2 separate regions of the Mus musculus genome follow, and region 1 is linked to region 2. A link is a contact called in ENCODE Hi-C data. All regions are on one chromosome and are shown on one strand. Each heading gives the region's core, a stretch centred on a gene start or an enhancer-like site at or near the end of the contact. The rest is flanking DNA. Distances are from core to core; before and after follow the strand shown.

The links. Hi-C counts contacts between places; a loop is a spot of excess contacts on that map.
Region 1: a loop to region 2 is called in a map of v-Abl transformed pro-B cells, with 2.7 times the contacts of the local background. The contact joins the promoter of Mepe here to the enhancer-like site in region 2. A Hi-C loop is called at or near these places in 1 of 37 maps with a recorded cell type or tissue (v-Abl transformed pro-B cells).

What each region holds. Positions count from the first base shown.
Region 1 is chr5:104,323,018-104,327,843 of GRCm38, reverse strand. Mepe (matrix extracellular phosphoglycoprotein with ASARM motif (bone)) reads right to left here and starts at 2,515. Exons shown (of 3, transcript NM_053172.2): 1 at 2,440-2,515; 2 at 712-779. The coding sequence starts at 2,449.
Region 2 is chr5:104,107,870-104,113,045 of GRCm38, reverse strand. The region is part of intron 1 of Sparcl1 (SPARC-like 1); the gene reads left to right. It overlaps LOC330143 (a long non-coding RNA gene), which reads right to left. Exons shown (of 3, transcript XR_003955771.1): 1 at 3,698-5,176; 2 at 2,941-3,036; 3 at 1-1,141. Among named protein-coding and RNA genes, the nearest start is that of Sparcl1, 3.6 kb to the left of the region's middle. Within about 2 kb of position 3,390, at least 1 of the 3 ENCODE cell types and tissues checked has a DNase peak (open chromatin) inside an H3K27ac peak, as active enhancers do.

The DNA of each region.
Region 1 (4,826 bases), core at 1,266-3,765, 220 kb before region 2:
TCTCCAGATGCCATGGTTTACCCTCATGGCTCTGGTACCCAGATGTTCACCCACTTTCTCAGGGCCTATATTTAAGCGTGGTCAGCTTGGGATGAGTGCACACCTCTCTAGTTCCCTAACAAGAAGGTTTCTCTGAGATCTAGGATGCCAGTAAGACATTATCTAATTTGCCCCGTGTCTGAATTGCAGAAAACATCTGCAATGCTCCGCTTTGTCACAGGATAAATTTGGTCACATCCTGAGAACTCATCCGGGTGAGTCAGAAGAAGAAAAGACAGAAAAGGCAGCGGGAGTTTGAGTTAGGTTATGTTCGTGAGTATCAGCTCCATTTTGGCCTCGCCAAAGAACAGAACATCTCTGAGGGGATCCTACTGTGTGTGTCAAGATGCTGCCAGAGCACAGAGACTTTCGAGTCCCTTCTCAGTGCCATCTATGTATTTAGCAAGCCTTACACATTCGTGTCAAATCCCTCAAGGAAAAATATTATAAGGTTCTTTCGATTCACTGCAGTTTCTGTCTTTGAGCACTCTGCACTGATCGCAGCTGCCCTGGAGTGCTGCGAGAGGCTACTGGTTTTCTCAAAGACTCTGAAAGGGAGAGCATAGCACTATCCTATGATTTGCATAAGCAGCGGGCTTCTGAGTTTAGTGCTTCTTCACCTCTTAACAAGCCTGCTTGGAAACTAGAGAGACAGATTTTGCAAATGCTTACTGGTGCCGCCCAGGTCATACTGAAGAGGAGCAGTCCAACAGACACAGCCTGCATCTTCATGAGGCCCTCTGAAAGATAACAAGAACCTGTCTGAGCAATGCCAGTTATGCATTCCAGACGTGAGCACGTGCATATGCAAACATCCTTCCCACTTATATTCCTTTTGATATTTAGAATTACATACCTTATATATACACATTCTATAAAATTAGCATTTACATGAATATATGTACTTTGCACAGTTCATAGTCAGGGTTAATCTATTAATCTCTATTTCATGTCTGATTACTCACATGCAAAAATAAAAATCATTGACTATAATTAATCTCATAATTCATAGAAATTAGACACATAATTATTTACTCTATTGGTAACCTGCCATTTTCCCTTAGAAAAAAAATATTGTTAAGTGATTGCATAATTGAAACTTACAGTAAGGTAGCTTATCAGGTCACACCTGAATTGTTAAGTGTGCCAAGATGACAGATATAAAGGTAAGGAATGGAATCTTAGCAATTCCAGGCTAGTAACCCAATATACATCTTCATATTCATTAGCAAAATATCTGAACCAATCACTATGGAGGGGCCGGAGAATGGAACTCGTGAAGCAAGCTTTACTGTAAGTAAAAGCATTTACTAAGTATTAAAACGAGCTAAGCACCATGCTAAGTTTACATGTATTTATTTAATTGAGACCTACAACCGTCTTATGAGCCAGGTGGCTTTACCAGTTTCATAGACCAGGAAACAGACTCAGGTCACATAACATGTCCCACGACTCATGAATATTAATAAGCAGAACTGGGTTTGGTATTCTGGCAGAGTCACTACAGAACCAGTACTCCTAACTCAGACTTTACATCACCTCAAGTAAGTTTCTGCTCTTCCATCTTACTAAATAAAAGCTACGTGCAGTCAACTTAAAGAAGACCCTGTTTTATATAACATTCAATAGACGAATCTTCAGAACACTAGCATTTAGTTATCAATTAAAGCAGGTGTGTGGAGTGTGGCTAGTGTCACACTATGAGCTCGGAAGCTCAGCCATCACACTGGAAAATTATCAGCCCAGCTCTGGACAGCATCTGTTGGTCTTGATGCCAGTACTTATTTTACTGGCACATAAACATGTAACAACCAACATGAAAATGATAATGTGGTTTGTTGGAAGAAAATCCATTTAATGAGAACAGCAAGTTTTTACAACATTTAAATATTTCATAGTAAAACTTTTACTCAGCAAATAATGTAATTAAGATATATTGTAAAGTAAGTTATAATCTTCTAACCTAATATTATCTTAAGGATCTGAATCTAAATTCAAGTGATAACTTAAGTTTCTAAGTATTGTAGAAAGGACAGTCTTTTATCATTTATCAAATAGCTTAGTGCTGGTGGACACATCAGCAGAGAAGATATCTGTAAAGAAAAATATAACTGGTTTCTCCTGCATCTGGTTTGTAAGATGATGCAGTCCCAGTTAATGTGGATCTTGGTGATACTGATAGTCAGCTCACAGGCCAACTTCAAGCCATGAAGTTTAAATAGAGTTCTAGAATATGGTAGCTCCCCACCTACTGTACAGAACAGAGCACCGAATTTAGACAATAATGCAATTTTCATTTATTTTTAAAATCCTTAGCAGTACGGTAAGGTTACTGAAAGCTTAAGCAAGCACTTCTGACAGAAGGCAATTCTCCATGAGGGGCAGCGAGAGACAAATTACCTGGCGTCATTCACCTTCAGGAAAGCTTGGCTTCTTCGGGCTTAGTCTCTGGGCATTTGCTGAAATTTAAAGTTTGTGAGAGCCCCCGATGTCCAATCAGCATGGTTCACTCAGTACCAGCACGGAGTCTGTCACAAATGCCCACAGATGACCACAGGGGGTATGGTAATTTTAATCTAAAAATGTTTTGTGGTGGAAAGCTGCTATCAAATGTTCCAGAAAGTAGAATAAACAGAAAAAAAATATAAATATCTCAGTTTGGACATTATGTTGCAAAATAATTAGAACTGATTTTTAGAACTATTAACTAGGACTGGGTGAATGGGTTGCATACGTGTAAGTAGGAAATATTTGTAAACCAACAAATTTATAAGTGAAAAGTAGTTTTGTTGTTTTATTTAGAGAATGTACAACCTTAATTGTATCTGAATCTTATTCAGACACCAATGATGCTTTGAGCACCTACCATAGGGCGGACATTAGAGAAGCTTCAGTGAGTTAAAGAGAAAATATACATACAAACACACACAAATTCAACTGTCTCACGGGGCTCACCATCCAATGAAGGAAACAGACAAGGGACTACATCATATTAGACAGTTACAGATGAACTTCAACAGAAGCACTCATGGCGAGATCTCAAGCATTGGGAGTAAGGACACTGGGCTGAAGTTTTGCAGAGAATCCTGGGATGGCATCACTGAGAAGGTAGGTATCTTTTTAGTAAAGTCTTCAATGTGGCTTACATATATGTATTGCTCCAAATTCCACATCTTGCAAATAAAATTCCCATGTGATACTATTAAGGGCTTGTACAATCTAAGTCATCAGATGAGACTCTTCATGAGTGAGAGTAACAGCTTTAGAAAGGCTAAAGGAAAAGACTTTGAGCCTTTTGCATTCCACCTGTCTGACACGTGAGCGCACAACTTTCACCCCACCCCACCGCCAACTACCACCACACACTAAAGATAAAATAAGAAGATGCCATCTTGGAAGGTGGATCATTGTCTTGTACCAAACAGCGAACCTTCCAATCCTTTGTGTTAAACTTCCCAGCCTCCAAAGCCACAAGAACTCAAGACAGTAAGATGTCAACATTTATTCTCTCTAGATGACCACTTCTGGGGGATTTTGTTAAGTAGCATAGACTAAGAACGTAGCCGCATGGCTTTACATAGGACATTTCACCGAGTTCTAGGAAGAGCCAGCTTCAGTAACAGAGGCCTGCTGGCTTATTCCGGCAAGTAGTCAGACAGGAGTTAGATGGCCCAGGTCCTGCAGGTCCTCCACTTTGCCTGAGTGGTGAAGTCGCTGCAGGGTTGGGTACTGAGCTGAGGGATGGAGCACGTGCCAGCTCTACATAAGGCCTCGGATTCAGTCTCAGCACTGAATTTAAATTAATCAATTTAATTCAATTCCAGGTCGAGAAAGCTACTAGAGGTTTGAGCAGAGCTGATGTTGAAGGAAGGCAACCCTGACAGAGGAGCAAAGGCAGCCTGGAGCGGCAGAGCCCCCCTACCCCCTGAAAAGCATCCTATTCAGTGGGTTTTCACAGGAAAGCAGTAGGAATGGACTGCACCAGGGCCAGCTCGTGGGGAGACTCCCTCCGGCATCAGGATGGACTCAGGATTGTGCCATGTAATGGAAAACCTACAGTTGCTCTTTTATTGAAATAAGATAATATTCAAACGGTACTTTTGAGGATGAGTTTGTGAGTTTGAATTTGGATGAAGATTTTTATTGAATGATCAGCGTAGGGTACTGGGTCCTTTTTTCCTGTCCGTGGTGGTAGGAGCTAAAACCGAACTGCAATTTGTGTTTGTTATGGAGTGTTTATTTGGTCTAAAAATACAGTCACGCCTACTAGGATGGCTCACGGTAGGCTTGTGTGTAAATCAACCAATAAACATTATGAAATTTTTAAAACATACTTGTGTGTAAATTCAGCCTTATGACTAATTATAAATAAAATGTAATAATTTCTAAGTATGTAACTCTGATTTACCCCAACTCAAATAGGCAACAATAAAATAATAATAAGATTAAAAAGCAGGAAATAATGAATAACATCGAGACACGGTTTTGGTTTGGAGAATGGCAGCCTGTCTACTTGACGCCAACTTCTTCTTGCTTTATACAAATTCTCTGGCTTCTCCTCCCGGATCCTGAGTTGACTTTAAAGACTTATGAACTGCATGAAAACCACAGTTGGCTCAAACCATGTAACTGAACTTTAGAATACTGCCTCACTGTCATTGGCAGTGAAGACATTTAACCGGAAGAGTTGTGTAGTCAAACCTGTGAGATCAAGTCCAAGCTCTATTGGGGGTTTATAGGGATAAGTTGTTTTAACAACTAAATTGAGGTTTTCCGACCTCCTTTTC
Region 2 (5,176 bases), core at 2,141-4,640:
GCTGTGTAGAAGTAGAATGCTTTGTTTGTTTGTTTGTTTGTTTTTCAGTTAGGAAATATCTCTAACAGTACATTCTTCTTCGGTTACTTTCATATTATCCTTTCCCTCACAGTTTTCACAGATCTCTCTCCTCCTGCTACCTATCATTTGTTAAGAGGTGACAAGGGGACAGGGAATATGCCCGGTTCCTCATTACATCCTCTCTAGAAAAACACAATGCTAAAGGAGAAGTCAGGGCTAACAACTGTGCTGTCTTTGAGAAGGTCCTCCCATCTGCACCTTCCCCAATACAGCACTTCCTGCGAGCCTTTCTCGCTCATTCCTTCAGGAACAAGATCACCCTGCAGTAGAAAACTATAACCCTGCTTGCAGCTGCCAATCAATACAGTTGAAAAAGTACCCGAGAGAAGTCCTGCAGTATAGTCTCATCTGCAGTGCTTTTTGTCTGCAAAGAGGTTAAATGTGCCACCTTGACATTGCAGACTCCTCTGGGGCAGACTCCAGCCACACAGAATAGAAATGTACCCGCAGTGGGGAGAAAAAAATTTTACCCTCTCCTTTCTCTTAGATCCCAGGGTTTTGTTTTCAGTTTACAGCTCGCTCCACTAAATCTTTGTTTCTGACTGGTTTCCTTTGTTTTTCTTAAAGACACCCCCCACCCCATTCTTAGGAAAGATTTAAAGTTTGGATCGTCTAAGTGAAGTCCAATCAGGTAGAGCAGTCTGTTTCCTCTGCTTGTCAATCACCGGACACGACTTCCCACATCTGGGGAAAGAATGTGTGCGTTGTTTGAAGATCGTGCCCCCACCCCCACTTTTTTCCAAAGAGCCATTGAGCAGTTAGAACTCTGGGGTGGTTTCCTTGCCCTTCAGTGTCTTGCCAGCAGGCTGTTATGGCACAGGCCCACAGTAAAACAATAAATAGTGGCGACAGATGAGGTGCGCGGTGGAGCATCTGGGGAACTCGAGAATGTCCCTTACATTCTCTCTTGACTCCTGTTCTTTCTCAGCTGACTTGCAGCCAGACATGGACGTGGTTGCTTTGGTTAAGTTGAGCTCAATGTCCAAAACATGTTGGATAACACAAACAACTTGTCAAAAGGCTTGAGGTGTGTTGGACTTTCTTATCACCACGGAACAATCTTTAGTGGGTGAAAAAAAAAAGAAAAAAAAAGCCATAAATCCAGGAGAAGCTCTTACGGGTCTCCCAGGATGCCTTCTGCAGAGGCTCCCGGGGTGATAGGACCACCACCTAGCCACAGCCTGTCTCTTTGTCATGAACATCAAAGGATTTACAGAACTCTGCACAAAAGTGACTGCCTCAAAGACAGCCAATGCAATTAACATGAGAAAGATGAAAAGGGCCCTGGTTCATACATGATGACCATACAGCTCTGACTTCTGTTAGACTACATAGGCATGGTTTATCTGCATGCGAAGTGTCACAAGAAATAGCCCAGGGACTCTGCGCAAATGACTTTGTCATAAGAACCCTTTGTTGTAACCATGAATCAGAATCATAAAATCAATAGATACTGCAGAGATTGAATGGGAGAATGAGCTGGAAAATGGATGTATGCCTCGTATATATTGATGATAGCAAATATGAAAGTATTGGTCTGGCTATATTTCACTACTTAAACTCTGAAAAGGGTGTGGACGCTAGGCTCCCCCTTGTACTTGTATGCTCTGCTCTAACAATCTTCAGAAAGCAGACTGAAGTCTCCAAGACAGCATAGAGAGTGGACAGATAAGGCTGCCAAGTCTGATAGATACACCTGAGTACCAACCCCAACACACACACACACACACACACACACACACACACACACACACACACACGCGCGCGCTGCTGCAAGCTCTGTGAGCTTAGCCATCATGTCACACCTCCAGGCTTCAGCTAACCATCTCTTAGGCAAAGGATACCCACCGGTGATTTTGTTATAAGAATCAGATGAGGTATTTATTAAACACAAGTAAGTACGGCCCCGACCAGAACACTAGACTCACCAAAAAATTTACCAACCACCACTGGAAATCCCATACCCTAAACTATCTATTATGAACTTGGAATAAGGCTTCTAGTAGCAAAGTTATGAAGGAAGAAGGAAAGATTATCTAAGTTATCTTTCCTTTATTCAAAGAAATGTAAAGGAAACCATCTCAGGGCCTCAGCACAAGGTATCTGTTAAGTCTCACTGCTCTGTCATTTAGCAGCTTCTGCAATGGCCAAGTCTAAGTCAAGGGAGTATTCTCGGTGCCAGCCCTTCCGGAGACTCGGAGGAGCCATGCCAGTCTGCAGTGGGTCCTGCTTGAGGGGCCCCCTTGGACCAGGGGAAAAAGCCCCAACACTTTCCTTTCAGATCTTTCTTGAAGGCAAGAATAGAGGTTTTGACTTACTCTGGGGGGGTGTTCTCTCTGTTGACAGGCAAACAAAAAGACTTTTTTGGTGGTGGTTGTTGTGGTTTTTTTGTAAACCTCTCCCCTGTGTTCTTAGCATTGAGATGTCAGCTGCTTTTCCTGGATGTGTGAAGTAGGAGCTGCCTGTTGTCATGGTGATGAAAGGGTATAGAGGGAGTCCCAAGTCATGGCTGGCTCTGTAAAACAGCCCTCGCTGGCCTTACAATGCTTCCGTGGAGATGAGGTCTCCAGCCCTGGCTCGTTTCTTTCCTATTATGCAACCAACTTATGTGCAGCGGTAGCTAAATGTTTCCTTTAAGGATTCAGTGAATAGGAGGTATTGAAGCAAAGAACTGAAGCAGAAGCCATCTCTCATGGGTGCAAGGGCAAACAACCCTTAAGGGGAAGGAGAAATGGCGGTCACCTCCCTTGCTTGTTGACACACACAGCCGTGATTACTCAGCATCCAACCTGAGTTTCAAAAGCCTCAGTTTCCCCTGTGGTTGGAGAGGATGATAAAACGATCCTGCTAAACACCCACCCTGCACTTCATGCTCCTCATGAGGGAGGTCAGCGCTGGCAGGGATGAGAATAAAAGGCCTCAGAAGAAACATGGCTTAGCTGTGGACCAGTGAATCTGTAGAGAAAAGAAGAAAGGGAATAGTTATCAGTTTAGGAACTGATTGGTTTTATTTATTATTTATTTTACATTTAAAGAGGAGGAAAGAGGTCTTTTCTTGTCCTAATACTTAGATGGAGGTGTAAGACATTCGTCTTCTCTGAAATGTTAACTTTCACAGCATCTGTTTCTCTGGTGACTTTTAGGTCAGACAGTTGCTTAGATGCTATTTTTATCTGGTGCCTCAAGGCGCTGATGCAGGCAGTGCCCCTTATCCAGTGAAAGGCCAGGGAGGCAGCAAGGGACAGCACTGGAGCAGAGCTGGGCTCCTCCTCTGTGTGGAGGGAAACGGCCATTAATCAAACCATCCCAGGAATGGAAACTGCAGATGCAAGCATAAGGTGACCTTGAGGACAAAGCCACCTTCATTTTTCTAGTGGGTTTTGGCTGAACTAAATGTACAAATGAGCAAAGCAATGTATCTGTTGGAGTTCTAACTCACTTCATGGAGATTTTAAACATCTTTCTACTTTAATCATTCTCTATATTTTATTATCTCACACTTCCTGAGTTCTGTGGAGAGTCTTCTGTGTGTCTCTTCTACCGGAGCCTGTGTGGACTGGATCCACCCTGTAGCTGACTAAGGTTGAGCTCCTCGATTCTGCAGATTACCATTTACCTTTGAAATCCTGCTGACTCTGCGAGTAGCCCCAGGCACAAGTTCTGGTCCGCATTTCTATTACTTAACCAGCTTGCTTCTTCCGGTGCTCGCTAAAGCTTATGTAAAACCGCCTAAGTCCGCAGTCTCTAGAACTGTGTCATTACGGCACCCGCAGCGATGACGTCACTCCTTAGCATCGTGATTAAATCTGCATTGTTTCTTTTCTCCACCATTTTGTCAAGGTTGCGGGGAATGAAAGCGGGCAAAGCTTGAGGCCACTTCAGATCGGTTTTCTGAACAGTACTTTGTGGCTCAAAATGAAGTCATTCAGACCATGCACGTTAGTGAGAGAGGCTGCAGTAGCATCTGCTGTGAATCAGTCTGCTTATACAGCGTGGGTAAAAGAAAAACTCGCCCTGTATCTGAACACACATTGTATATAACCTATGCTGCGTTGGTAAAGCATGCTTGTTCTAAGAGAGTTTGATGGAGCTTAACCTCTATTCAAGGTTAAAAGTGGCTTCTCCCTGTCCTCCCTCCCCTTCTCCCCTCCTCCCCCATCTGAAGGCTAAACAGAGGTTAATTGTGTGTGGCAGGGTAGCTGGGGGGTGGGGGGAATAAATGTGAACATCTTGTGCACAGTCCTTAGAGCAGGAAGGACCACAGCCCACGTGACCATTTGATGCACTACCAATCAAACCGTCCAAGAAAGATCAGGGAAGGAGACGCAGATCTTCAGTTTCCCACACAGCGGAGCCTCAGCACTGAATACACGAGGACTCTGGCTGATTTAGGTTGCAAGTGCCGCTCAACAAACCTGTGGATGTCTGCTTAGATTCAAAGCTCTGAGAGCCATGAGCTTGTCTACCCCAGATGAAATCCACAAGCTAGGAGATTCACTTGGGAAAGATATAGGTTTCTGTGGTCTGGGAAAGTCTGAGAATGTCACTCACTCCCAGAACAGGCCCACCTTGATGTCAGACGGTGACTCAGCGGAAAACTCAAAACAGCCGAGCTTTGTGTGATCCTTCAGATGAGTTTTAATGCCAAGCTGTAGACCCCTCCCTGGAGACTCATTAATACTTTAAAAGCCCCAAAGTGCCAGTGTTAACTCTAGATCAGGTAGCAGCACGCTTTTGGTAGCTGAAATATGACTAAAGGTTTTGCTCTGGGATGGCAAAGCCTGCGCCTCTCATGTATGGCTAGGGGAACACTCTGGGTCTGACTATGAAGGGCCTAAATGGTCATTTGTTTACTACCTAGCCAGAAAGGAAATTTTCCATAGCTACAGTTAACTACTAAAAATAGCGGCCTTCAGGCTTCCTCTGATACAAACAACCTCAACAGAGGATACCTGGCCTTATTTGGAAGTGTGGATTTATATATTCCAGGAACTAAAAAGTAAGGAGACAGGGGTACAGCAGAGAGGATAGATAGTTCAGGCAAGTGTCTCCCTGCTTTCGTGTCCCTGGTAAGTCTTTCTCAGGTCCCCAACTT